Regions from separate parts of the Mus musculus genome. Here all the other regions are linked to region 3. A link is a loop called in an ENCODE intact Hi-C map of the cell type or tissue named here. Cell type or tissue: heart. All regions are shown on one strand.

What was found. A loop is a pair of places that touch in the nucleus more often than their neighbours do. Peaks named below come from ENCODE experiments on the same cell type or tissue, not always from the same donor. Only the 100,000 strongest peaks of a DNase experiment are listed, where the experiment ranks them.
Region 1: a loop joins it to region 3, with 2.0 times the contacts of the local background. A loop is called at or near these places in 4 of 42 quality-filtered maps.
Region 2: a loop joins it to region 3, with 2.9 times the contacts of the local background. A loop is called at or near these places in 13 of 42 quality-filtered maps.
Region 4: it touches region 3 in a loop (2.4-fold over the local background); 13 of 42 quality-filtered maps call a loop at or near these places.
Region 5: it touches region 3 in a loop (2.1-fold over the local background); 13 of 42 quality-filtered maps call a loop at or near these places.
Region 6: a loop joins it to region 3, with 1.9 times the contacts of the local background. A loop is called at or near these places in 4 of 42 quality-filtered maps.
Region 7: it touches region 3 in a loop (3.0-fold over the local background); 4 of 42 quality-filtered maps call a loop at or near these places.

What each region holds. Positions count from the first base shown.
Region 1 is chr11:43,913,504-43,917,503 of GRCm38, forward strand. No RefSeq gene overlaps it. Among named protein-coding and RNA genes, the nearest start is that of Gm12153, 44 kb to the right of the region's middle. In heart, CTCF peaks have their summits at 1,104 and 2,026 (motif pointing right); no DNase peak of the experiment used is centred here; H3K27ac peaks cover 729 bases.
Region 2 is chr11:43,782,191-43,786,190 of GRCm38, forward strand. The region is part of intron 1 of Adra1b (adrenergic receptor, alpha 1b); the gene reads right to left. Among named protein-coding and RNA genes, the nearest start is that of Ttc1, 36 kb to the left of the region's middle. In heart, a CTCF peak has its summit at 1,731 (motif pointing right); a DNase peak (open chromatin) is centred at 1,771; H3K27ac peaks cover 553 bases.
Region 3 is chr11:43,834,576-43,838,575 of GRCm38, forward strand. It overlaps Adra1b (adrenergic receptor, alpha 1b), which reads right to left and starts at 1,914. Exons shown (of 2, transcript NM_007416.4): 1 at 565-1,914. The coding sequence starts at 1,513. In heart, CTCF peaks have their summits at 1,374 and 1,993 (motif pointing right); DNase peaks (open chromatin) are centred at 1,456 and 2,026; H3K4me3 peaks cover 2,492 bases; H3K27ac peaks cover 1,063 bases; H3K27me3 peaks cover 2,061 bases.
Region 4 is chr11:44,209,573-44,213,572 of GRCm38, forward strand. No RefSeq gene overlaps it. Among named protein-coding and RNA genes, the nearest start is that of Il12b, 190 kb to the right of the region's middle. In heart, a CTCF peak has its summit at 2,381 (motif pointing left); no DNase peak of the experiment used is centred here.
Region 5 is chr11:44,202,641-44,206,640 of GRCm38, forward strand. No RefSeq gene overlaps it. Among named protein-coding and RNA genes, the nearest start is that of Il12b, 200 kb to the right of the region's middle. In heart, no CTCF peak of the experiment used is centred here; no DNase peak of the experiment used is centred here; H3K27me3 peaks cover 44 bases.
Region 6 is chr11:44,114,469-44,118,468 of GRCm38, forward strand. All of the region lies in intron 5 of Gm12153 (a long non-coding RNA gene), which reads left to right. Among named protein-coding and RNA genes, the nearest start is that of Gm12153, 160 kb to the left of the region's middle. In heart, a CTCF peak has its summit at 2,232; no DNase peak of the experiment used is centred here.
Region 7 is chr11:44,126,688-44,130,687 of GRCm38, forward strand. All of the region lies in intron 6 of Gm12153 (a long non-coding RNA gene), which reads left to right. Among named protein-coding and RNA genes, the nearest start is that of Gm12153, 170 kb to the left of the region's middle. In heart, no CTCF peak of the experiment used is centred here; a DNase peak (open chromatin) is centred at 1,994.

The sequences.
Region 1 (4,000 bases), 79 kb after region 3:
CAGTGTCATGGGTCCCTATGTTAAGCTGTCCCTTCCAGCTCTGCTTAACCAGGGAAGCAGGGCCAAGGACCTGAAAATGTCTCTGACTCCAGTCAGCCTTTTAATCAAGCTTCTGATTAGGCTGCTAAATATTTACTGAGTGCCAAGTGTGAGCTAATCCTGTTCTGGGATCTGGGACATGAAAAATGTTCCTGTAAAATCCTTGTATCCCAGACATATAATCTGAAAAGAGAGGGGAAGAAAAACCGGTTGGGATGGTCATCCGCATCATCGATTTGACTAGATTTGAAATCACTTAGGAAGCACACTTACGGGAATCTCTTTAGGGGCATTTCTAGAGATGTTTGTCTGAGGACAAATGATTCGCCCTGAGTGGAGGCAGCATTACCAAATACACCCAGATCAAATATAAAGGAGAAAGCAAACTGAGCTCATATCCCCTCAAACCATGAGCCACCACAAGACCTTTCTTAAGTTGTGTCTGTCAGTGGTTTTGTCTCAGTAACATCAAAGTAACAAATACAGCCACAAGACAATTCAAGCATAATAAGAAGACAATGGGAAGTGAACGCTCTTGGTTGCATTACACCTCACAGGCATAACAAGTAAGATACATATTTATAACTTTACAGACAACTATGTTGCTATGGACATATGTGTGTCAATAGTAGATACTTGTCTCAGTCTTTGGAAGCGTGGAGGGCCTTGGATCTTCAGTCCCCACTAAGCAAAGTGACCATCAAAGGACCCTACTTTAGGAGCATGAAGCCCTTCTCCAGTGCGCAGGCACAGGAGTCAGGACACATCATGCCACAAAGTGAGTTTTAATCAGAAAAACAAATAGAAGCAGGAGAGTTTGTAGAGTAGTGGACCTCACTCACCCTGTGGATCCCAACCCCTTACAACCTTTCCACAACAGTCACCTAAGACCATCAGAAAACACAGATACTTACATTATGATTCATAATAATAGCAACATTACCGTTATGACAGAGCAACAAAAATACTTTTACGTCAGGGTCAGCACAACACAAGGAGCTGTACTGAAGGGCCACAACATGAGGAAGGTGAGAACTGCTAGTGTAAGCCTTCCAGTCCCTGTGAGTGGAATTCCACTAGGGGAGGATCTAACCACTGTGTTTGGGTCCAGCTCCAAAGACAGCTGTTTTCCGTTGAGATCCAAGGGCCTCGGACCTTCATTACACAGAGAATGTTTGGCTTCCTCCTCCAGCAATCCCATTGGCTGACGGCCTATGTATTTACGTTGCATGTTTTGTCAGCCAGGCAGGCATTGCAAGGCTGTTCTGTGAGGGACTTTGTCAAGCTGCTGTGGAATATGAAAGGCTATGCTGTCAGGCATGGCAACCACTTCCTTGTTTGTTCAAATAAACAGGTCAAAGACAGTGTAGATGGTTGTTTAGCGTGGTGCAGACCCAGACGGCTGACTGGAGGAAGAAGGCTTCATATTTCACCTGAAGCTTTTCAATGTGCACTCTTAGCTATCCTCTTTCTCTCTCTCCTTTGGCTGCCCGCCTCTCAGCTCCCGACACTGTTTTATGTCACAGAGACATGGGTTATCAAGTGGCCAATTGCTGCGGTTGATGAGGAGGGCTGGCTATTTGGTCTGAGAGCGCCTTATGTCTGTGTCTGAGCTCCAGCCCTGAAGTGTCAAGAAGGACTTTTTCCTATCCCCTCCACTGAAGCAGAAAGAAGATTTAAGTAGCACAGGGTTCCTTGGAAGGAAACTGGTGTGTGTGTGTCATGTGACTGGAGTCTCCTGAGGGTGTGAAGGTGATCCCCTAGTGCAGCTCAGCTCAGTTTGCCCCAGTTCCTACAGGCTGCAGAGACTCGACCCATGTTCAAAGTGAAAGGTTCTTAATCGGATACATTAGTGATCTCTTTAGGAGAGAGGTAGTATCTCTCTCTATTAAGAAATTAATTAAGTTAAATTTTAACTTTATGTGCATATTCATTTGTATTGTCACCATGTGATTGTAATTCTCATAGAGACCAGAAGAGGGCGTTGAACCCCCTGAAACTGGAGTTACAGGTGGTTCTGGAAGAGCCAATGAATGTTCTTAACCACGGAGTTACCTCTACGTCCCTTGGCTTCATCCATTTGATGACAGAGTAAGGAATAAGAGCAAAAGCAAGCTTTTTTATTTTTATGTTTTAAACTTTTTATTTATTTATTTATTTATTTATTTATTTATTTATTTATTGGTAAATTTCACACCATGCACCCCAATCCTAATCATTGTCCCCTCCCCTCGTACCACCCTCCACTTCCTCCACAACAGAGAAAAAGAATCTTTTTGTGGGAACTATAGTGTGTCACAATATGCCCCATACTATACTCTTTGGTTCACACTTCTTTGCTTGCAAATGTTTATTGCAATGACTTGTTGGTTTGGTACGAGGCCTCTGGCTTCTGCTACTCTCAATACTAGAACCTCACTGGGATTCCTCTTAGATATCTTGTTCTTGGCCAGCATCATGTATATCATGTAGTTTTGGATCTGTAGGACCGGCCCCTTCATGCACTCCAGCAGTTTATTAGTAGGGTAGATGTTAGGTGGGCCAACTCAAAGTCTTGGATACAGCCTGAGAGATATCTGAGCTGGTCAGTCTGCCTGCTGTCCTGCTCTCATGGCCTTAGGGCCTACATCCCCAGCAACTCCCACTACCAGGGCCAGTTCTACCCTGCTACATAGGCAAGGTGTTGGGCCCACTCTCTTGAGTGTTGCAGCGGGTAAGGGACACAGCCAGTTCTAGTATCTCATGAACTGGGGTCCAGGCCTTCTGCCTGCCATAGACAGCAAGAGATGGAGGAGGGGAGGAGGGTATCTTGCCCTAATTTGCACTGCTGCCTAGCAGACAAGAGGCAGGGCCAGCTCTCCCATACTCATACACTTGGGTTGGCTCACCTGCAACCCCCACATCCAGAGCCAACTCTACTGTGCTGCCCAGGTGAGGTACAGGGCCTGCTTTCCCAAGGAAGGCCTGCAACAGGTGAGTGGCGGGGCCAGGTCTCCCATTCTGACGACATCAGGGTCAGTTCCCCTCTTGCCATTGGCGGTAAGGGGCAAGAGGTACGCATCTCTTCCTTGCCTATGTCACTACATAGCAGACGAGCTTGTGAGTCCAGCTCTCCCTTGTTCACACCCTTGGGGCCAGCTTACCCATGCCCCTACCGTCATGATCAGCTCTACTGTGCTGCCTAGGTGTGATGCAGCTTTTCTTCCACCATCAACTGTCCTGTTTTTGGTCAGGAGACAGAAGGCACAGTTGTGGGAGGTGGCTTCCAAGGCGACTGTCTAAGAAGAATGGTAGGGGTCACGCTTCCTCTGAGCATCCCTTCCAAATGGGCCTAGCTCTTGGAGATAGATACTGGCAAAACATGGCTACCTTTCTTCCAGGATTGGACCATAGTTTTGCAATGTCTTGGATCTCAGGTGATGCGTCTGGCTCACATCTAAGTGCAGTGAAGAAGTTTTCCTTGCTACTGGATTTATGCAGCAGGTACCCTCACTTGCTGAACTATCCTGCTGGCACCCTATATTTTGGATCTTATTATCCTTAAAGGTCTATATGTTAACAGTCTGGCCTGCAGCTTGGTTCCCCCTGAGAGGTGGTAGAACCTTTAAAAACATGTTTGGGGTAGGTATTTGGTCAGTGGGTTATCATTGAAAGGGATTGTGGAGCCCTGGTCTCCTCTTTCTCTTTCTTTTGTACAGAGCTGTAAGACCTCTAGGTCTCTTCCATCCAATGCTACCACAGGCAGCAACAGGGCCAAGCTCTCTTGAACTGAAACTTTCAAAACTGTGAGCCCAAATAAAGCTTCCTTATTTAGGTTCTTACCTCTGGCATCTCATTACAGTAACAGAAAGCTGGCTAACGGGATGGTTAAGAGAGAGGATACCATTTCCAAATTAATGATGCTTTCCCCTGTTTACTTGCTCCAGTCTCTGCCTTTTCTTGTCTGAAAAAAAAAATAAAT
Region 2 (4,000 bases), 52 kb before region 3:
ACACAGCCTGCCCAGTCTTCAGCCTCCATCAGGAACTCTGCTCTGATCTACTCCAGTCAAGTCAGTGTGGTTTCTTTATCCCCCACCCTGCTGAACACATACAGGCTGGTCCCATTTGGCCACTTAGTTGCTTGTTAATATTGTCAAGCTATGTCCCAGGGCTGGCTGAGGCCTTGTTTACTAACTAGATTGTAAATCCCTTCTGGACAGGAAACATTATTTTCATTTCCCCTCCAGATTTATATATTTTCTTATAAAAATGATAATGCTGAGTTAAAATGACCGGTTACAAAAATAAATGTATAAAAGAATAAAAAAAATCTTTCTCCAGTCAAGTTCGGAGGACCAGAGTTAACAGTTGTGGTTTTCTTCTGTGATTTTTTTTTCCTTAAATGGGGTCCAACTCCACCTCTCTTTCCCTAAATTGCTTGGCTCAGTCACTTCTCCTTGTCTGGGTCTATATCGTTTCTTCACCCCGACTACTGCCATGTCACATTCCAATCTGGATGCATAGTAATTTCTTTAACATGTCCCCTAATGCCAGTCAAGCAGGTGATTGATCTCCAATATTTAACTGTTCCAATCTGCAGCGATTAAAAAGCCTCAGGCACTCGCTCTTTGCACATCTGTTTCTGTAGGCTAAACTCCCCTGTGAGGATCCTCTGGGCCAACTGTACTGTAAGCTCTGACAGCTAGCTGCATTGGCTTCTTAAGGGCTGTCCCAAGCTTCCCTCCTGCTGGACTGTGTGCTGTGACATCCTCCGTACATTGCCACTCTGGGTTCCTGTAGCTGTTCTGGTCTTTCTTGTCCCCTTTGCACTGTGCATTGTTTTCCTGTCTCTTCCTTCAGACCCTTGCATGGTACCACCCGATCTCCAGTAAGCACTGTTTCTAAGACAGAGCCTTCACTATTCAACTCTGGCTATCTTCCAGCTATCTGGGAAGCGTATAGACTGGCTTTAAATACATGGTCCTTAGTCTCCACAGTGGAGACGTACAGGCATTTGCCAGCATGTTTGTGTCCTGCGGTGATTTCTTCTATTGTTTGTTAACTTTTAAAGATAGACTGTCCTGTAGCCCAAGCTCATTATGTAACTGAGGGTGACCTTGGACTCTGGATCTTTCTATGTTTACCTCTCAAGGGCTGGGATTACAGGTGTGTGCCACCACATCCAGCATCCTCAGAAATTTCTGACAGGGAGTCGTGTGTGTGTGTGTGTGTGTGTGTGTGTGTGTGTGTAATTGTTTCAGGGTTAGAACCCTGAATATCCTTCCTGATATATCGACTTTCATACTGTCCCTAGGGACCTCAGGTTCTCATCAGTAAAATGGAGTTAGTAGAAGCAACTACATCCAGTGTTGTTTAGGATTGAACTAGATGCAACTTGTTAAGTCCATAGGGGCATGCTGTAAACCAGGTCTCTGCCCCACAATCAACTCCAAAGTAATAGTCATTTGCCACATAGTAATTACTCCTGTACTGATGGGTCTTGTAATTTCACCAAAAATCAATCAATCAATCATCAATCAGTTAATCAATCAAATAAACAATAAATAAAGAGGAAAAACCGTTGGGACCTATGCTTGATATCGTTACATATAATTTTGATTTAATTATTTCCCCATCAGTTTCCTTTCTTGGATTTAGTAATTCTAGCTGAGTACTTAGTATCCTCGAGAAGGCACATACTGCTCCTTGCTGGAGGTGGGGTTGGGTATGGGCTTCCCTTGGCTCACCACCAGGGGGCACTGTGAGTCCAGGACTGTTTGGCCCCTGGTACAGATTCCAGGAATATTTTGACTTCTTCCCTAGGGATCTTTACTCCCAAATCCTGCTCCCTGCCTCCACCCCAACACACATGAGGACTAAGGCTCTACTTGCTGGACCAGCCAATGCCCTGGTAGGGTACAGAAACCCATAGTTAATTGGAGAAGGTGCTAAGCCTCTTTGGCATGAGAGAAGATGGGCCATGTGGATCTTTTCCCCTGGGCAGATCCTTCCTCAGGAGACAGGAATAAGTACAACAGGAAAAGCAGGTTCCTGGAAGGCAGGTGCTCTGTGCTGTGGCTCAGGCTGCAGAGGGTTCTCTGACAGTGTCACTAACTCACTGTGAACGCTCCCTGGTCTCTGAGTCTGGCTCTGCTTCTTCCACTATCGAAGCAATTCCAGTGCTTCAGGTTCTGAATCTTAGATTGTTGAGCCTTGGCAAGTCTCTTAAGTATGCCTACTAAGTGAAGGAGGGCGACTCACTCAAGACCACTCAGCTTGGAGAGCAGCAGGTAGCCACTAGGACCCGTTCCCGTTGATTGGATCCAACAATGTTTGTGGAGCAGTGGAGTCAGGGATTTGAAGTTCTTTTCTGAGGTCATAGATGGGCAAATCTGCATTCTCAGGAATGGGGTGAGAGAAGATCCCCCCTCCAGTCCCTGAGGGAGCCGCTCAGATCCCTGGAACATGGGAGTTGCTTTCTGCAGGGATAAGGTGACTTTAGTTTTGCTGAGGGCTTTGTGCACAGAAAGCTCTCCCTAAGTTTAACTCTCATGGATGCTGTGAGCACATTGACGCACAGCTTTGGCTCTGCTAGCAGGCTGCCACCAGGAAGGGGACAGTGGTCGCAGTCCACAGGCAAGGGTTCTCACTAGAACGCTTTCTCACACTTAAGTCCCATGCTGGGTCCATGTGATCTCCGAGCTCCGGGAGCTGCATGAAACCGTCCTGTATTTTCCTCAGAAAACAGACTACAGCTGGCATGGCAGTTGTAAAAGGACCAGGAACTCTCCAAAGGCCGGGACTCCTGACCTACCTCAAGACTAGGTTGACTAATTAATGTCAGTCTGAGCCACCACTAACACAACGCTTTTCTTTAAATCCATTCACTTTTGGTACCTGAACTATGGGGTACAAGAAGGAGACAGGGAGATTAATAAAAAAAAACTGTATAAAATTTCCACAAGGAAACCTATTACTTTGTAGGACAATTAAAAATATATAGTCTGATAGATGCATACAAAAGATACTTTTGATTAAATGTTTGTAAGTGCTGAATCGTTACTTTAATGAGACATAAATTCATAAGCTATGCCTTTGTGTTTGTGCTGTATATGGTGTGTGTGTGTGTGTATATATATAATTTGTACACTCATGGAGGCCAGTGGAGGGCAAGTGCTGTCCTTTCTCACTTTATACCTTGTCCTATCAAGACAGCATTTCTCAGTGAACCCAGGGCGAGGCAGGTGACCAGTAAGTCCCAGGACATTTGGCTCTGCCTTCCCTTCAAGGAGTGAGGTTAAAGGTGTGTTGGGACCATGGTTTGACTTTTTACATGGCTGCTGGGGATTTGAACTCAGGTCTTCATGCTTGCATGGCAAGCACTCTTACCCACTGAACCATCTCCCCAGCCCAGAACTATACTCTTAAGAGAAGCTTTTATTACTCATTGAAAATATGAATCATTTGCTATAAATGGAAAGCCATAGTTAAAAAAAAGATAGAAATACAACATTCTTAGTACTTTTTGGATTGCTCCAGACTGGCAGGCCTCAGGCCTGCTCTCCCTTCCTCAGGAAGAAGTTAGTATAGGTAGAGATGAGTTGACATTTTGACCTTAAAGTGAGAGACATTCCTTTTTGAGGGACCTAAAGTATTTAAAGATGTGAACTGAGACTCCCTTTTGCCCTGGGAAGCTCAGTCCCTGGCACATAGTAGATGCTTCATAAATATTTGATCAATGACTGAATATCTAATTCAGAGATTCTTGTGCCATTTATAGCTGTAATTTGAAGCTAACACATAGACCTCGGAAACATACATCTGATTTGATTTGACCCGCAGTAGAGATATCCCTGGGAAACACTGTTAGTGACCCCATGGCCAATTCTGATTTCCTTGGCAGTCTTAGGATCATGCTTTTTAAGCAGACCTAATGAGACAGCCCTCTGAAAGGGCTGGGGTGGGGGATGAGACCTTAGCACTTGTGTGAGGCATTTCTATTATTTTCCT
Region 3 (4,000 bases):
TGCTCCTATTATCTGGTAAGAACGACAGTGCAGAAAGGGGAGAGCCAGCAGGGAGGGAGGAGAGGAAGACCGCAGCCTCTGCAAGGCTGAGAAACGTGGTCCCTGCAAATATTGAATGAACACTGCCTTTCTCTGTAGGAGCCGCCTCTCTGCTTCCCCAATGCCGCGTCTGCAGTAACTACAAACTATTTGGTATTCTGTGTTAGTGACGCTGCCTTCTCAGATACATCGTTACTACCGAAATAACACTGGCGAGATGTTGGAGCCCAGTGTCCTTTTTAATTATTAAACTGAGGCCAGTGACTGAGTCATTCCACATCCCAGATTCTCCTTCCGTGCTTCTATTTCAAGTGCCTAGTATCTTAGCTTTTTTTTCACCAACACCTGAGTTGGTTCTTAGCCAGTTCCCCAATCTGCAAAGCCCTTGCAGAACAAATAGTATTATCCAGTCTCCAAACACACACTGATGGCATAAAAATAACCAAACCCACACAAAAACTTTGGTGTGAGATCATCAGGAAAACCAATGTAGGTCTACCTCCCCTCTGCCAGCCCCCAACTTACCAAGTGGGAGAGCGATGAAGAAGGGGAGCCAACATAAGATGAACATTCCGACTACAATGCCCAAGGTTTTGGCTGCTTTCTTTTCCCTGGAGAACTTAAAAAGTTTGACAGCTATGGAACTCCTGGGGTTGTGGCCCTTGGCCTTGGTACTGCTGAGGGTGTCCTCATGAAAGTTCTTAGAGTGGATTCTCAGGGTCAGCTCTTTGGAGTTGGACATTTCCTTCATGACTCCCGCCTCCAGATTCTTGGTGGTCCTCTTGGCCACGATGTAGACTCGGCAGTACATGACCAGGATGACCGCCAGTGGGATGTAGAAGGAGCCCAGGGAGGAAAAGAGGGCGTAGAAGGGTTCTTCTGTGACCCCACATTCTTTGTCGTCATTGGGCGCAGGTTCTTTCCATCCAAGGAGAGGCCCGATGGAGATGACCGTGGACAAGACCCACACACTGAGGAGCGCCAAGATGGCCTTCCTGCGGGTGACCAGCGTGGGGTACTGCAGAGAGTATCGCACCCCAATGTAGCGGTCAATGGAGATGGCACATAGGCTCAGGATGGAGGCCGTGCAACACAGGACATCAACCGCTGCCCAGATGTCACAGAAGATGCGCCCCAGCACCCAGTAGCCGAGCACTTCCAGGGTAGCGGAGAAGGGCAGGACTGTGAAGCTCAACAGCAGGTCAGCAATGGCCAGGTTGACAATGAAGTAGTTGGTGGGCGTCCGCAGGTGCCGGTTGCAGGCCACCGACAGGATGACCAAGATGTTGCCCACGATGGCAAAGAGGATGAAGGCGCCCAGCACCAGGCCCACAGAGATGGCCCTGGTGACGTCCAGCTGGGGCAGTGTGGAGTTGCTCGAGGTCTGGTTGGGGCCAGTGAAGTTGGCATCTTTCAACTCTCCCCAGTGGGCAGGTGCTGATGTGTTGTGGCCGGTGTCCAGATCGGGATTCATTTTAAAGTCCGCCCTCCATAGCCAGGGAGGAGATTGGGCTCGGAAGGGCTGCGACCAAAGCTCCTCAGCTGCCCTGAAACTTTGCTCCCTCCGTGGTCTTCTTTCCAGAGGCGTCCTCCTGGCGAGAAGTCATCTCCCCCGGGCAGCCTAGCCCGGCAGCACGTCGCCTGCCTGCACCCAGCGGCTCGCTCGCCTGTCAGAGGGAGGAGGAGGAGAGAGGGGACGAGGCGGCAGCTCCAAGTTTAATGGTCCACGTCAGGCGCGCCTGGCCGGGCTGGCGCGGGAGCGCGGGGAGGAGCGGGCGCCGGGCCGGGGGTGCCCGGCTGTGCCCGGCCCGCGGCGGGTCTACGGACCGCGGTGCCTTCTCCGCCCAGCGATCGCGAGGAGGGTCTGCTTTCAATGAGCCGCCTCTGGGCTGACTGCACGGCGGTGACATCAGGCGGGGAAGCCCGGGCGCCCTGACTCTGTGCGGCACTAGGGGGCAATGCGGGTCCAGCCAAGGAGCGCAGCCCCGACGCCAGCGCCAGCCTAGTCGGCTTGGAGACCTGCCGCGCCCGGCACCGCTCCCTCTGCGGGGATGGGGCGGGGAGCAGAGCAGGGGATCCGGGTGTGGGCATCCCGGTTCATACACCCCAGGGGGCCCGCTGGGATTATTTTTTCCCCCTGTTCACGCTTCAGTTAAAAGGTAGGGTGGGGATGCTTACCTCTAATGGGGGCTCCTGGAGTCAAGCCATGGGTTCAGAGAGATGTGCAACTTCTACACAACTGGCTTCTACAAAAGGAAGAAAATCCCTGCGTTAGGCAGGTGACAGAGACTTGAGTCACATCTGAGACCAGGCGTATACTTTAGTTCCCCCTTGCAACCTCTTTGGCCTTGATAAAACCTAGAAACTTCTGTTGCTCATTCATTCGTTCAGTTATTCCCTGCACACATTCCTTCAGTGGATTGTTAATGTCCACCTCCAGGCAGTGGCTCCATTCTAGGCACTGTTCTCCAACAGTTAGAAGGGTACCCAGATTCCTGACCGGCAAGTGGAAGCTTATCAAACAAGCAAAATCTGAAGCGAGACATCTAATGACAGGAGTTTAGGAGAAGATTAATTGAGGACAGAGAAATGCAACCAGGGTATGGAAGAATATGAATTGGATTTTTTTTTTTAATGACAGAGTATGATGTAGCTCAGGTTGCCCTCCAGCTCACTGTATAACACAAGAATACCTTTGAACTCTTGATTTTCCTATGGCCACCTCCTGAGTGCTGGAATTACAAGCATGTACCGCCGTGGTTGGTTTATTTGATACTGGGGATGGAATTCAGGGCTTCGTGCATTCTAGGCAAGCACATACTCTACCAAGTGAGCAGCATCTCTAGGCTGAACTTGACATTTTAAGAAGGGGCTTGGGGTTGTCACTAAAGAGATAGTTGAGGGAGGGAGGGAAGGAGGGAGGAGGGAGGGAGGGAAGGAGGGAAGGAGGGAAGGAGGGAAGGAGGGAGGAAGGGAGGGAAGGGTGAGAGGGAGCTAGTTGTATCTCTGGGAGTAGAGAGTGAGGACTGATTGCCAAATCCTGGGGAAGGGACTTGGGGGGGGGGGTCTTGCCTGTTGGCTCTTTTCTTGTATTGCCTTGTATACATGTAGGCTATTAGGCTACAAACCCTATTTCCAGAGGTGGGTAATTACAAAAAGGAAGAAGAAAAAAGTCAAACCAGGGAAGAATTTTCTTGTTTGTTTGTTTGTTTGTTTGTTTTTAGAAAGAAGGTCTTCAAAAAAAAAAAAAAAAAAAAAAAAAAGAAAGAAGGTCTTCAGGTTGGTTTTGAACTCAAGATTCTCTGTCTCCCAATACTTAGATGCTAGACCATGTGCTACGTTCATGCTGCCTTTTCTCCCGACTTGATGAGAGAACTAGTCTCATTTTGATTTCTGTTTTGAGGATGGGACCCGTGTGATAAGGGAGTTGAGCCGTTTTTTTCAAGTACATATGCCTATTGAGGAGAGGAAGGGTGAGTTGGAGTTGAATGTCATTACTGGGTTTCCTTATTCTAGTGCTGAGTACTGAGCCATAGAAGAGTCACCGTTTCTATAGGAGCAAAATAGGGGATAGAGTAAATGTTATAACTTGGGCTTTTTTTTTAAATGGCTCATTTTGGGGCTCAAGTTAGTGCTACTGGGAAGGAACCCACATTTGCTGAGCTCCTACTGTTCATCAAACATTTACTTATTTCTCTCCCCTCCTCTCCTCTCCTCTCCTCTCCTCTCCTCTCCTCTCTCCTCTCCTCTCCTCTCTTCTCTTCTCTTCTCTTCTCTTCTCTTCCCTTTTCTTGCTGTGTAGCTCACACTGGTCTTGAGCTCACTATGCAGACCAATATTGTCCCAAACCCCAAAATCCGTTGGCCCCCACCTCCCCAGTGCTTGGATTACAAGCATAAGACACCACACCCAGCTTACTTATTTTCTTTTATTTTTCTTTAACAAGTCTTTGAGAGAGAGG
Region 4 (4,000 bases), 370 kb after region 3:
GCTTTGCTGTTTCTTGAGTTATTTTAGGTTGAAGGAACCACTGAAGCCAGGATATGTAAAGATGAAGATGGTGTCAAACACATATCCTTGGCTATGCAAACATTCAGTCATGACTTGAAAACATATATGGAAACCATATTTTTTGAAACCCTAATGATTTAGGGTCTAGTGACTATATAACTTCATCAGAATTAAACTTGTTGGGCAAGTGAGAAATATACCTTGAAAGAAAACTCTTGTATGTCCTTGTCATTATTATGAATAGATTTTATTTGTCCTAATCCATAGCGCTGTTCTTTCAACAAAAGCTTTATCAGCCTACAAGAAATATGACTTGTGTCTGACACAGACAAGAGCACATACTTTTTTTTTCACTCTCTGAAATACTTTTTATATACTGCAGAGAGGGAGCAGCAGCTATGGGCACTGCTGTGCACTCATGCACACACCCACATGTACCTATGTGGACACACATTCATGTGTTCACATGTGATACACATGCACAACACAAGCACACACACACACACTACATACACCATCTTTTTTCCTTCTAAATGCTGAAGTTTCACCAATTTCAAACTCCTCCAGCAAATCAAATTCCAAATGAGTCATTTTCCAGAATCACTCTTGTCAGTATGGCTTCTTAGTGCCAATTTCCTCTGAGCTGAAAATAAAATAAAAATAAAATAAAATGAGAAGGTACGGAATTGATGGGTCCTGCTGGCTCCTGAAAACAGACCCATTTAATTTGATACAGTTGTGAGGAATTGTTCCCAAAGTCTGGGTTCTCTCATCTTCTTAGTCTCTTGCTAAGTTCTGAGAAGAAAGAGCTGACCTATTTTGGCTCTGATCACTGGAGGACCGAAGGGAGGAAAGCATCTCACATGTGTGATTCCTTTCTATCCTATGTGATAACCTCTTTCTCCCCAACAGCCCTGCTGCAGGCGCTGTTATCACCACTGTTTTGCTGAGAAGGTAGCTGATCTTCTAAGAAAGACAAGCTAAGTTCACATACCCGTTTCCATTTGAGAGGAGTCTGTGCCCCCTGTGATTTCTAACTCAGCGATCTCCCGATCTCCCCACAGGAACTGCAGAGCAATTTTCCTCCTCTACCTCTATAAGTCTATTGGTGGCATTTGATGAGAAATCATTTTTTAAAAAGGTTCCCACAGAACCAGCAGATAAAGGCACCTGCTACTAAACTCCACAACCTGAGCTAAACCCATAGACCCTACAGGACAGAACCTCTTGATGGGGAGAACAGATGCTATGAAAAAGAGGTTTTGGGTAAGATGGTGATGGATGAGCAGTGTCTGATATAGCATGGGATAGGCAAGTAACTACATTTAGGGTAGGTACCTCCCCTCCCTGTTTTGCATTATATGATATGTCTAGGTGCTTTAGCTGTATTGATATATGTTAGCAATCCATAGATCATTATGTCCCAGAAGTTATCTTTCGTGGCAAATATACACTAAGGAGTAAAAGGATGTGCGTTTTGAATCCAACAATAAGAGATGCTGACAGTCCGTTCCATGGACTGGCACCAAGGACTGAAATGGCACCTGGAGCCCAGAAAGGTGCCAGCTATCCTACTTTTATCTCTGAGTCTCCTTGTCTATCTTTTCCTCCTCCCCACCTCCCCTGACTTCCACACTTCTCCCTCTTGCACCCCACTTTACTCCCTCCAGAGTGACATGATCCTTTCTATCTACATCTGTATTTGCTGCCTTCATCTTAGTCTCTGAATTGACTTTATCTTTCAAAGGACAAGAGCCAAGATTAGGAGCAACAGAAAACTAAAGGCACAACTTTAGAAAGATGTTTTAAGGTAAAATGTAATTGAAAACACACCTTATTCTGTGGTTCAAAATATCCTTTAATAAAGTGTGACACAATACCAAACTAATTTGAATAAGAAGCTCTGAATTTGCTCTTCATGATACACTTTTGAAATCTGATATGTATGGATAATACTTATGGCATACTTCAATTTGGATCATCTAATTTCAAATGGGCAGTGTTTTAGTGGCTACCAAACTGAGAGTCATGGATCTAGACTTCATATATCTGATTCTAGGAGCCAGAAATTTTCTATGAACCTCAATTTGAATCTTCACAACAGAGAATCCAAGTGTGTCTGCATATAGTCCAATCAGCCTCATCCAGAAAGAGGTGGATCACGTTCCATAAACATGGTAACCAAAAGAAGAGGGCAGAGGATTTTCATGATGGTTGCTGAAGACTTCTCAGGAAAAGGCACATGTCGCTTGAATTTCCTAGAAGAGTCCAGAGGTTCTCCATAACCTTGCATTTGGGGTAGAGAAACGCCACAAGACAGGAACAAGCCAGGAAGACGGATGTGCTGCCACCTAGAGGAGATAAGTCAAGCCTGACTCTGCATCTGCTTCTGCCAAGGGTCCCAAGAGAGGACGCCCTGTGCCAGAGAGGCCCTGAATCAGGAGTCAGAGGGGGAGGTTGGGAAGCAGCGTTGTTAGAGTGACTTCCTCACAAATCAAGTCTTCAGGAATAATTTTAATTGAGGAAAGACAATTGCGCACAGCTAAGGAATCTGCCCTGGCACTATGGCCCCTCAGCATAGACCGTCTCCACACTGTTGTTCAACACCAAGGCCTTCCTCCTTTTATGCAGATGCTGTCAGTTCCACAAACAGGTTTTGAGTTTGTTTTGTTTTGTGGAAACATCCAGTAATCTCTGGTTTTGTTTATACAAGTTCTGCAGTATGAAGAAAGCTTAAGTCCTTAATAAGAACCAAGGGACCAGCTGCCTTTTCTCTCCTCGAGACACGGCGGGCCCTTCCAGAGGCAGCCACTTTCACTTTATGGGCTGATTGTTTCAACTCTCCCTCATTGCTCCTCACAGAAGTCCACCCTCATCATCTGATAGACTCATTCTTTTTTATTTGGGGGGGGGGGGGGGGGGGGTTCGAGACAAGGTTTCTCTGTGTAGCCCTGGCTGTCCTGGAACTGACTCTGTAGACCAGGCTGGCCTCGAACTCAGAAATCCGCCTGCCTCTGCCTCCTGAGTGCTGGAATTAAAGGTGTGCGCCACCACTGCCCGGCAGACTCATTCTTTTCTTCACTGAACTTGAAATTCTGTGAAGGGAAGGACATGGCTAGGTTAGCTATTGAACCCGGGCCTCCCTATAGTAACTACATATAGCTGAGCCAAGTACTCACTAGTTGCATAGTTCAACTATCTGCTATACCCCACACACCCTAAAAATGTCTCCTAATAGCGGTGCCTAGAAGTTCCACGTGTGCTTTAGCTGAAGCACCTAAGAAATGTTGTGCTATTTTCCTCTGCTTTATCAACAGCCTATTTTTCCCTTACCTTCAGCCCAAATTCTTTGTCCAGATCAAGAGTACTAGATGACTTCAAGGAGTCTATTCTCCTTATCCACCACATTGGCTTCAGAAATTGAACTGGAAAGCGTTCAGCTTGGCAGCACGTGCCTTTCTCTGTTAAGCTATCTTGCACCTACACCTAATTTACTTTTGTAGAAGAAGAAAAAGACCTCATGACCTAATTACCTCACAACAGGCCTATAAGCCACACCTCCTGCCTCTAGGCCACACCTCCTGCCTCTAGGCCACACCTTCTGCCACATATTCAAAGCTGAGTGCTTACCAGGGGCAAATGTGACCAACTTCTTATAACTCAGTTTCATCTTCTAACAACTTCATGAGACATTTTGCTGTGAGACTTGAATAATATGAATGAAAAAAAACTTAGTTCAGCACTTGAGACATAATAAGGACCCCCAAAATATTCGATGTTATCGTTATGTAGCCTAAACGCCCTCTAAATTCTGCATCTCACTACCCTAGACACGTTTTTTCACATTGAAAAGCTTCATTCCTGCAAATTAATGTTTGCCAGTAGTTACTACAAAAAGGAGTTTTGGCCCCAGTCTCTGCCCAACTTAATACAAATCCCAGATTGGTGGAGTCTTCAATTAATTGGCTTTCTTCTCATT
Region 5 (4,000 bases), 370 kb after region 3:
CCAGGAGGTTCTACCTCTTGATTCCTGATAAATTAACAACCATAACAAAACAAACATGCAAACAAAACACTTGGCCACAGGGCACCAAGGCAACCTCACACTTCTAGCTATGGTTTCCAGGAACCTATTAGAATAAACTCTAGAAGCAACAAAACTCCAGGGTGAAGAGTGCCACAGGGTGAAAAAGGAGCCACCCCTAAGGATGTTTTAGAATTTGGTTGTGTGCCAAGAAAGAGCGGCAGTCAGTGTGGACTGTATCCTTAGTGCAGCGGATGTTGCAAGGATAATGCCCTTATTAGGCTTGTCTGATGGGAAGCCTTGGGGGTGAGCAAGTGAGAGGAGAGCCAAGGAAATAAGACTTGATTCCTTCAGTTAAGTGCCAAGTGCTGCTAATGACTCAGGGCTACTTCATTATGGACCTATTTCAGCTAATCCTCTGCAGGTAGCAATTTTTCTCTTTTCAAGGATGGTGGAAGCCTGGGAGAGGCCATCCCTTCTCTAGATTAAGGGAGGAGAGCCATCCATTTTTATTAAGTCTCCAGGCTTAGTGGATTCATCCTATGGTTGCTCCAGCTTTAAAGTTTGGTATTTCTGGCTCTCTGGGATGTTCAACTGTCACTATTCCCTGCCTTGTTAAAAGACAACCTGCCCATGAGGCATCTTCTCTGTGAGCTGCTACATTCCTAGAATAGTCATCTGCACCTCCACTGTTGGGCACATTCATTTGGCTCAACAACTACTTGCTCAAAAAATTACCTGCATCTGTATTTCAGCAGACAAATACTGGTCTTTTGGGGACTTGGACTATACCTCTATCTTTTCCTGAATATTTTCATTCTTAGTTCTGCCTTCTCCGTCTCTACTTCCAAGACCATGAGTTGGCCCCACCCACTGGAAGCATTCACATGTGCTGACTCTTCTGTGTGGAGATGCAAAATATCCCTGTCCGTTCCCTTCTTTGCTGATCAGTTTTTCCTCTTCCTTCACGCTTCATCTAAGTCTCACCTTGCCCATCCAAGTATAAAAAAATCCCTGGATCCATGACCCGCTGAACATCTGTATCCTGCCTACCCAGTGCTGCACTTCCTCCAACAAGGCCACACCTACTCCAATAAGGCCACACCTCCTAATAATGCCATTCCTTATAGCCAAGCATTCAAACACATGAATCACTGGAGGCCAAAACTATTCAAACCACCACACCACCAACTGGGATTATGAAAGACCAAAAAACAAAAAACAAAAAAAACAAAACAAAACAAAACAAAAAAAAAACAAGCAAAACACCAAATACATGAACAACTAAAAGCCAGACATGTAAATATGTGGTATGAAAGACCAAGGTACTGTTATCAAAAGAGAAAGATGTAACTCATACCCACATTCTCAGAACAACAGTGGTGAAGTTTCTGCACTACAGACTTCAAAAGTTAGGGGAAGTCATGGCTGAGGAAGGACTAGGGGCATGTTTTAGGCTCAAGTGACTGAGTTCAATGACAGTTCTGGCATTTATCTAGGGTCCTATGTCCATACCTGGCTAGGCTAGATATTCATCTGCCACTGGACCATTCCTGTGTTTTTTCTCTGTTTCATGAATACTCAAAGCAAGACAGATGATTAAAAAGCCTGTCAGAGTCGAGATGCTGAAATAAGCAAAAGGCATAACGTGGTTGAGGGACTGGAACTGATTCCAAATTCATGCCCTTCCCAACGGGTACGGGTAGATGCCTCTTAGTTACATACAGCAGTTGTCATGTGTAAATAAGAGCCTTTTATTGTGACATTGCTTCCCCCAAGAAATTACAGAAATACAAACTCTAAATCTTCCTATCTTTAAGTGTGGGCCACTAACTCAATTTTTTTCAGCTCAAAAAACAAAGTCATCCTTCAGGTCAAACAATACACATCTGTGTTTGGCATCTAGACAGCAGGTCTGCTCTAGCATGCACAGCCGGCTTACTACCTCTGGTCTAAACAGATTAGACTTGTGAAATTGAAACCACTGTTTTGCACCCACAAGATTAGCAGATGTTAGGAAATCTGATAAAATCAAATGTTGCCAAGGAAGTAGAGCAATGGGAAGGCTCGTGTGAGGCTTCTGGGAGTGACAACTAGAATGGCCACTCTGGGAAAGAAACCGGCATTGCCTCGTAAATGTAAGGATACTCACATCTTTTCACCCAGCCTTTCTATTCCCTGGCTTCAGGGTAACCATTGCAAATGCACACAAGACTGTATGTGAATGCTCATAGCTGCAGTATTTGTTCTAAAATGAAGCTGGACACAAATCAAAAGCCAATGACAGAAGCATAAATAAGCCCTGGGTTATTCATGGAACAGAATAAAAATAACTCAAGTGCTATCAGTTAGTGTGGATCTGGGGACTTCAGGGGTGAGATAAAACTTGCTAAAATCTTTCTTCTAAAGTCACTAAGTCCTTTCTATCACTCGAAGAAAATAGCCCTCAATCAAGTAACCCAGTCTAAGTAAATCATTCATTCAACAAGTACCTTCTGATCATCCATATACCAGATGTGCTGCTAAGTGCTAGGGAAGTCACAGTGAACCAAGCAGACATTGCCTCTGACATCACAGCCTGGTGGAAGAGAAAACAGAGTTAAAAAAAGACAACTAAAATGGAAAAAATGAGAGCAGGATGCCATCAGAAAGAAGAAGGGAGGAGAGACAGAATTTAGGTAGCCTGAGAGGGTTAAGCAAGCCATCTCTTGAATGGATTAGGTTGACACCCAAGATGTTGTCCAAAAAAATGAGAACAGAAAAATAATTGTACCAGCAAAAGGTTGCTCTACAAAGGTCTGAAGCACAGGGCATGCTGGCATGTGCCAAGAAACTAGCAGGCTCAAGGACGCTAGATCTTTGGGCTCTAGCATGAAAAGCTTGGCTAACAAGAGGACCAGATGGGTGTCCATCCTTCCATCTAAGATTTCAAGGTGGCTGACAATCCAGTGTCCTGAAGGAAGTCTAAATGACAAAACAAAAGCAATTGGATGCAACCCACAAGCTCTTTTGTGTGCACATGAAGTTCTACTAAATTGCAGCTAGCATTAAGAGAATATTAAGCTCAGATGTCTCTTATCCTCTGGTACATGTCATGTTAAATGCAGATATTCGGGGTTCAGTGTTCATTATCTAAGATGATCTCAATATTGAAAGTAGAGTTTTCATATAAGATATTCAGCACCATGCAGAGAGAAAGGCACCAAGACCATCAACAGTGGCTTTTCTCAGGGTTTCCAGTTCAGTTCACAAACTGTTGTAGTGTCTGTGTCTGTGTGTGTGTCTCTGTCTGTGTCTGTCTGTGTATCTGTGTGTGTGTGTCTGTGTGTGTGTGTGTCTGTGTGTGTGTCTCTGTCTGTGTCTGTCTGTGTGTCTGTGTCTGTGAGTGTGTGTCTGTGTGTGTAGTTCAGTGCATTCACAGTTCGGAATGCTTCTGCTTTTGATGTTTGTTGTGCTGCTTCATTTGCTGGATCAAAGTTCCCATCTGAGCACAGTTCACACCCTACAGTGCCTATTGCAAACTATGTCATCTACAAGGACTCCTACAGAAGGCCCCTTCAAGACTCCTACACCAGCCACACTACCTTTTCAGAAGTAGAGGAGCAGCAGTTTAACCGGAGGAACCTCATTTCCCCAAAGTCACCCATAACTTATTTTGTAACCAGAGGCCCCACGATCTATTCATTATTGGATGAAATCTCACAGAACATCTCATTTCCCTTCAATTTTTCATCAGTTTGCATTATAAATAATAAAGTTATCAAGCATGGCTTGCATGGCTTGCATGGCTATTTCCAAATCACCCAGCAGGAACACTCCTGTTCATTTTGTTGCTTGCAAAGCCACCCCTTCTTCTTCCTCCCCCTCTCTCTCCCTCCCTCCCTTCCTCCCTTACCTCCCACCCTCTGTCTGAAAAACCTTCCAGACCAGAACTCAGTTTGGCGATGTCTCCTCTATGTCTCCGACTAACATGGCCTGACCT
Region 6 (4,000 bases), 280 kb after region 3:
TGCTAAACCCCAGGACCACTGATCCCCAGTTAGTGGTGTCCATAAATTCGGATGCACTCTGTCTTCAGAAGAAAAAGGTTCCAAAAGGAAGCCCTTTCCCACAGATGCAGTTTGGCCCTCATGGTATGGCATTAGATGCTACAGCAATTTACTGTGGTTTGAGTGTGAAACCTCTCCTATCCTATAGGCTCATGTCTTTGATAACTAATTTCCCAGTTGGTGGTGCTGTTTTGGAAAGGTTGTAAATGTTTTAAGAATTTGAACATGCCTGGGTGAAGTATTTCGGGGAAGACTGGCCTTAGAATTTAAAGACTGGTCCCATTTCCTGTCCTCTCCCTGTTTCCTGTCTGCAAATATGCTGTGGTCACTCCCTTCAAGTTCAAGCTGCCATGCCTTCCCTTCTTAAACACTGATTCAAAATAAACCCTTCCATCCTTCAGTTACTTTAGGCCGGTATTTTGTTACAGTCACATAAGAAAAGTAACGAATACAGAATATATTCCAATTGCATAAAGGCTCAGGCATGATAGAAGTGTGTATTTTGCCATCCCATAAGTCCTGTTTAGCCTAAGACTTGTCAGTTCAGGGATATGACTTAGAACTTCTCTCTGATGGCTTGACTTGTTCCTGTAGGCTTGCCTTCCTTCATTGTTTATACTGAGCTGGTAAAAGAAAGGCAACAATGAAAATTTCCTACTTCTCTTCACCCATGGCCTGTAACTGCTTGCGTCATTGTCAGGAGAATGTGGCCACACAGTCACAAAGTCATCTTTAGTAGGGAAGGGGTGTACTAGGGATGACGACGAAACAGGTTTTGATGTAGTTTGTAATATTGGAACCTCTGTCCTTTCCAAATTCTGTGTAGAATGAAGATTTAGAGAAGGCCAACAAGGTTGAGACTAGGATGGAGTAGACAGGAAAGAGCTGATATCAGGGAGAAAAGGAGGAAAGAAAAGGGAAAACTGTACATTTCATTACTGGGAGGCTGGAGAAATATGAATTTGGCCTCTTAAATGTATTATGATAATGGTGAATTTTATAAGTGTGATAATAGTGTTATAATAGAAAATAATGACCTTAGATGATCTCTAAAGATGTGGTTGGAGGTGAGGTGTTGTAATAGCAGTAGCTTGCTCACAAATGATCCTCCCAGTGCTCACACCTACTGTGGTGCATATGGAATAGGTAGGAAAAGATCAAATGGGCGGAAATGTTTATAGTAGGCTTTTGTGGCTATGTATAGACATGGAACAAATCCTTTAGATACTGTATAAAATAAAGTAGACTGAATTTAGGGTAAATCTTGACTTTGGGAGTCGAAAGAGCCCAGGAGTAAGGGTAACACATAAGCTCTAAGACCAGCAAAGATGATGAGGGAGCTTGCAGAGCATTTGGCTAGACTTCCTAATATGCTAGAAGCAACGATTCAAAGGCAAGCCAGGGACAGGCCTAGACAGATGGCTCGGGTACATGTTCAGAGTTCATCTAAATGGAACAAGTTTGAATAAAGGTAAGTAATTTAACTCACTTTACTATCACTGCATACTCAAGAGCCAGATCTATGCTAGAGACTATGAATACACAGATCTCGTACGTGAAAGAGAAAAGTCAGACTTCGGAGGTTAGAATCTAGTGAGTAGAGAGATAACAAGTGACTATAAAACAGTATGATGTTACAGCTGTGACAAGTTAGAAGGGAGACATTCATGGTGCTTCGGAATACCATGATGTCTAATTTTTGGTTATAAATGGTATTTAAGCTAAGATTTGTAGGATGGAGATATTCTCTCTCTCTCTCTCTCTCTCTCTCTCTCTCTCTCTCTCTCTCTCTCTCTCTCTCTCTCTTTCATGTGTGTGTGTATGTGTGTAAGACCATACAACATATATGGATACATCCTCTTTGGTTAGTAGAAGCATGGCGGGTTTGCACAATAGATAGATCAGTATAGCTGCAGGTAGTGCATGTGTATGGTGACATCAGTGATGAGAGGGACCAAGCTATGTAAGTTGTTAGTGGAGTTGAGCTTTTATTCTGTGTCTTAGGAAGGCATGGAGTATAGGTTAGTGTTTGTTGTAAGCAGCATAATCTTTGTTGCTGCTTAGTAGGGAAGGTATACAGCACAAACATAGGGGACTTCTGTAGCTGCCTCAAGACAGAATGAGAGAGGGTGGAAGGGCCTGAGAACAGGAGACTTTTAAGCTCAGGGTCATGGGTTCGTTCCCTGCATTGAGCGCCATCTATTGTGTGTAATTTTAAAAAGCCTGTGCTTGGTCCAGCTAGGCTCTGGGACCAGCAGCTGCATCCGTCTCACAGCTCCCCCTGCTAGCTCTCTCTCTCTCCTGGTCTCCTGGTCTCCTGGCTTGCTGCATGTTCAATTCCACATGCGGCTGTCTGGCCATGGTTCTCTGGCTGTCTGGCCATGGTTCTTTGAGGCTGGCTTGCTAAGCCAATCAGGCCATCCACGCCCATGTGGCTGGTCTGTAGAATGCCAGTGACCTCCCAGGTCTCACTCAGTACCCTTTAGCTCCGTGAAAGGAAAAGACTAGAGATTTTTATATTTACACCCAGCCAGATTTGTATCCATAAATCTCCAATTCCAAAATGTTCATGCAAAAAACACACAATTCAGTTACCATATTTATAAACTGCACACCTAGGTTGGGTAGATAGACTGCTACACTACTCTATTCCCCAGCTATGAGTTCCCTAGCTACTTACAGTCAAAGATCCAAAACTTATCTACAACAAAATCATGGAAGAAATTTCCTAACCTAAAGAAAGAGATGCATAATACATACAAGAAGCTTACAGAACACAAAGTAGAGTATACCAAAAAAGAAAAGTTCCCTGCCACATAGTAATCAAAATACTAAATATACACAAAGGATATTAAAAACCACAGGGATAAAGATCAAGTAACATAAATGCAGACCTATTAGAATTATTCCAGACTTCTAAACCAAGACTTGAAAAGCCAGAAGGGCCTGGGCAGATGTCTTACATTTTCTAGAGGCCAGCCCACATATCTACACTTCTAGACAGATTCCATTTACAAAAGTTAAGGTCAAGATCAGGTAAGGTACCTAAATAGTCCTATCATCCCTTAAGGAAATAGAACCAGTCATTAAAAGTCTCCCAACCAAAACAAAACAAAACAAAACAAAAAAAACAAAAAAACAAAAACAAAACCCAGGTCCAGATAGTTTTAGTGCAGAATTCTACAAGACTTTCAAAGAAGACCTAACACCAATACTCTCCAAACTATTCCATAAAGTAGAAATAGAAGAAAAACTGCCAAATTTATTCTGAGCCCACACTTCCACTGATACCACACAAACACTCAACAAAGAAAGAGCATCTCAGAATAATTTCCCTTATGAACATTAATGCAAAAATACTCAAAAAATACTTGCAAACCAAATTCAAGAACTCATCAAAGACATCGTCTACCATAATCAAGAAGGCTCCATCCCAGGGATGCAGGGGTGGTTCAATATATGAAAATCCATCAATGTAACTCACCATATAAATAAACTGAAAGAAACAAAAGTATGGTCATCTCGTTAGATGTTGAAAAAGCCTTTGACAAAAACTAACACCTCTTCATGTTAAAAAGTCTTCTAGAGATCGGTGATACAAGGAACATACCTAAACCCAATAAAGATAACATACAGCAAGCCATTAGCCAACATCAAGTTAAATGGAGAGAAAGTTAAAGAATCCCATTAAAATGAGGGACAATACAGGGCTGACCACTCTCTCCCTATCTCTTTACTATAGTTCTTAAAGTTCTAGCTAGAGCAATAAGCCAACTAAAGGAGATCAAGGTGATACAAATTGGAAAGAAGTCAATGTATCACTACTATTCATGGATTAAGATATGATGATATACATAAGTGAACTGCAAAATTCTACCAGGGAACTTCTACTGCTGATAAACACCTTTAGCAAAGTGGCTGGATAAAAAAATCAACTGAAAGAATTTTGTATTCCTCTTTT
Region 7 (4,000 bases), 290 kb after region 3:
AGTCCAGAGATTCATGTATGCGAAGCAAACACTGAACTAGCACACCATCTCCATCTTCCTGGACCGCCTCTGTTTTCTCTTCTCTTTTCTATCCCTGTACCCCATTTTTTGTGAGAGGGGGGTCATTAGCAGCACCTCTGCTGAACAGACAGAGGCAAAACAATTTAAATTAGTGTTTCAGTTTGAGACTGCCTCTGATGGCTTCTGGAAAAGGAGAATGAAATTCTTTCTTCCATCTCCAACTAACGGGCTGTCTGTAAGAAACCCAAGCATAAGAGAGTGATTCTGAAGTCTAATTTTTTTTTAATTCCAAATTGAACAGATTGCAGTAGACACTTCAAACACACACCTGGCATGATTGCTCATTCAGCCAGTGCTGAGCATAGAAATGATTGACCCATTCTGAAAATAGAATCCAGCAGTACAAAAGAATATAAAAAAAATAGCCTCGTGTCGTGTACACAATGCAGTGTGGCTTCTGGTATTTTCATCACCAGTCAGAAGGGGTTGGACCCCATCAGCCATCTGCTTGAGTCACAGCCGGGCTGCAATGGCCGTGGCCTCTGACAGGCATCTCAATCAAAGCTCAGGCCTCTGGAAGAGTCGCATAGCAGGGAGCTGGGACCTGCAAGTGACATCCTGTAGTGTCTGTCCTCAGGGCCCCCCGTCACAGGCTACATCAGGAATGCTCGCCTACACACTTGGATCCTTAATGAGAACAAGCCAGGATGACATCAGGGAAGGCTGCTGCGCTTGTTCTCTTGGTGACGTTCAGTGTTTCTAAGTGGTCTCTGCAGTGCCGTTAAAACATCACAGAGTCCCACACCGCCTGCTGAATCCCTACATGCTAGCGTGGGCTTCTGAAGGGAACATATGAGTACATCAGCATGGAGTTTTCCTCCAGAGAGTCAAAGAAATCCTGACATTCATTATTGGCCTTACATCCAAGGATGCACCTCATTTTTCTTTTCCCATTCATTTTTTAACAGTCAACACACAAAAATCCTTCATGTAGACAGACCCTTCTGAATCTGAGTTTACTGTTTGACTATGAACTTCACAATGTCTTCTAAGCTCTTTGTTCAGTTGAATTTAATCCTGCCATCAGAGGCCAAGAGAATGGAAAACTCGGCAAGCTTGCATGCATGCTCCACTAGGGAGGAGCTATGGTCTAATAGGAGATAGAAAGAAGCCTTTTGGGACAGTCAGAGCTGGAGAGATGGTTCTGTGGATAGAATGCATGAGGACTCAGGTCCCCAGCACTGAAAAAAAAGCCAGGCATGGCAATCGATGCATGCCATCCAGTATTGAGTGTGGCAGAGGTAGGAGGATCAGTCACAGCTGCCTGGTTTTGATTTTGTCAAATCAGTGATCTCAAGGCTCAGTGAGAGACTCTGTCTCAAAAAAATAAGGAGGAAACCTGCCATCAGCCTCTGGCTTCCAAATGGGCCATGGGCACACACACATACACACACGTACAGACATATTCATACTCACATATATACATACATACACACATATATACACACATACATATACACACATATACAGACATATACACATGTATACATATAAACATACATACACATAAGCACATATACATACATAGAGATATACACATGTATGCAAATAAACATACACACGTACAAACATACACACATACACATAAGCACATACATATATGTACAAACATATACACAAATACAGACAGTTGTATAAAATAAAAAAAAAGACAAAAAGAAATGGCTGGTGTTGACAGGAGTTTCTCAAAACCTTCTAGTAGCACAGAGTGTGCCATGGAGAATGGTGTTGACCTCAGGGTGTTGGAATCCACCCTTCAAGTGTTCCCTGGCCCCAGTGCTGTGTAAAGCAAGAGCAGACTAGGTGGAGGACTCTAGCAGCTATTTCTCTAGAAAACCATCCCAGATTTGTGGGAGGAGGTCAGGGAACAAGCATGGGGCGGGTTCGCTTCAGGGAACTGGCCTGCCCCACAGCAGACAACACTAGCACTGCGGACACATTATTCTCTAGCCAACTTGGAGCCAGGCACAGAATTTGAACTTGAAGCTGGCTGGCCTTGGACCAACCACCGAAGCTGCTGTGTCCTCAGGCCGGCACCACCAGGGGCCATCGGGAGCTCTTCCTGTGTGGGAGCAGTGGTATAGGCAGAGTCTTGTTCTTGTTTTTCTTTGAAAAGAAATAATTCCAAAGTCTACCCCAAGTCAAAAGCTAGATCTAATCTTTTTTTATTACTATTATTTCTTTCTGGTAACCATCTAGAGGCGAAGGATTAGAAGCACGAAATATCAACTGTGCAATTTTAACTGTTTTCAAAGGAAGATAAAATAAATGTCAAGTCCAACAAGGTCACTTGCCCCTTCAGCAAATAATTGTCTCCACAAACCTCTTTTGATGTGTTGAAACTGAAGCAGATTGTTAATGTCCTTCACTGAGAGGACTCGGGGTTCTGCAACATTATATGGTTTAGAGTCCAAAGCAAGACCCCAGGCATTAGTCACCCTTTCTGGCTAATCATCCAAAAATAGGGAAGGCCTTTCCAGTTGTCCTTTGTAGAAGGGTGACAGAGGTGCCATCTATGGCCACCTCATAGGCTCATTCTGGCACAGCCTCTATTTTCTCTTTTATGCTTTGGGAGAAGGAAGAACCTTGAATTAAAGGTTAAGAAAACCAGACTATTTCCAGCTTGTGTTTAATTGGGACCCTTTAGCTCAGATCAAAATGAAACACAGAGTTTATTATAGGGGCACAGGAAAAGAATTCCCAAATCAAAGCACAAGAGCGACACACCTTCTTGTGTGGACTCAAAGATGGAAAGCCAGTGGAAGCCAAGGCTGACATCTGAACCTACTGCATTGTCTGGTGACTGTGCCTGTCTCCAGTAGGCTTATCATCCTCTTTCATTCAAGTTGATCATTGACTGTGCTAAAGATGGCTGCTCAACAACCCTCAGGTCCAGAGAAACACAAAAGACAATTCTAGGTTCTCTGTAGAGAAATAAGGAGAGGTGAAGTGTATTGTTGATCTCTGTCAACTACAAAACAATGATAAAGTCTAAACATGGCTGTCAGGACCTGCAGATGAGTTGTGCCAGGGTACCCAGGAATGGGGTTTAAGATGTGAGTAGATGCCTCCCAAACACACCTACTTTAGAGTCCTGCTTGTGCCCAATACATTCTAGGAAGTTTGCTCTGTAGTCAAGAAATAGACAATTGTGCATCATCACAGAGATGTTTGCACATCCGTGTTTGTAGCTGTAATTTACACAGCTGCCAAGACAGGGAGTCTGCCTTGATGCCTACCAACAGACGAGTAGGTAGGGGAGATGTGGATAATAGATTTTATCCAACCAATGAACAAATAAAGATAAAATTATGCTGTTTGCAGAATATGGACCTGGAGAGCATCCAGTTAAGTAAATTGGGCCAGATTCAAACGGACGGAAGTCATGTTTTTGTTTGTATGCAGGATCTAGGTGTGTGTATGGGTGTGTGTGTGAGAGAGTGTGTGACATGGAAGTAGAAAGTGGACAATGGGTGGAGGGATAAATCTAAAAAGAAAGAAAGGGCGAATCAGACAAGCTAAAAGAAAGTAAGAAAGATAAAATATACATATTTTCTCTTATGTGAATCTAGAGGTGTGTATGTGAGAGAGAGAGAGAGAGAAAAAGAGGGGGGTGATGGGGGAGGAAGCTGAACATAGACATAGAGGGGAATAATTTGAAAGAAGAAAAGGGTAGGCAGGGAGGATTATGAGATGTGCACAAGCAGGACATAATGATATCTACATATATGAAAATATCATAATGAAACCCATTTTCGTATGCAAACTATAAAAGTGATTAAAAATGAAACTATGTTCAAATGTGTTGACAGCTGGAAGAGGGTCCAGTACAGACAAACAAATGCAAGAGTAGAATAATTCCTTCTTATGGGCCAGGCGTGGGAATGGGGTTGTGCCCTACTCATCAGAGAATATTCAG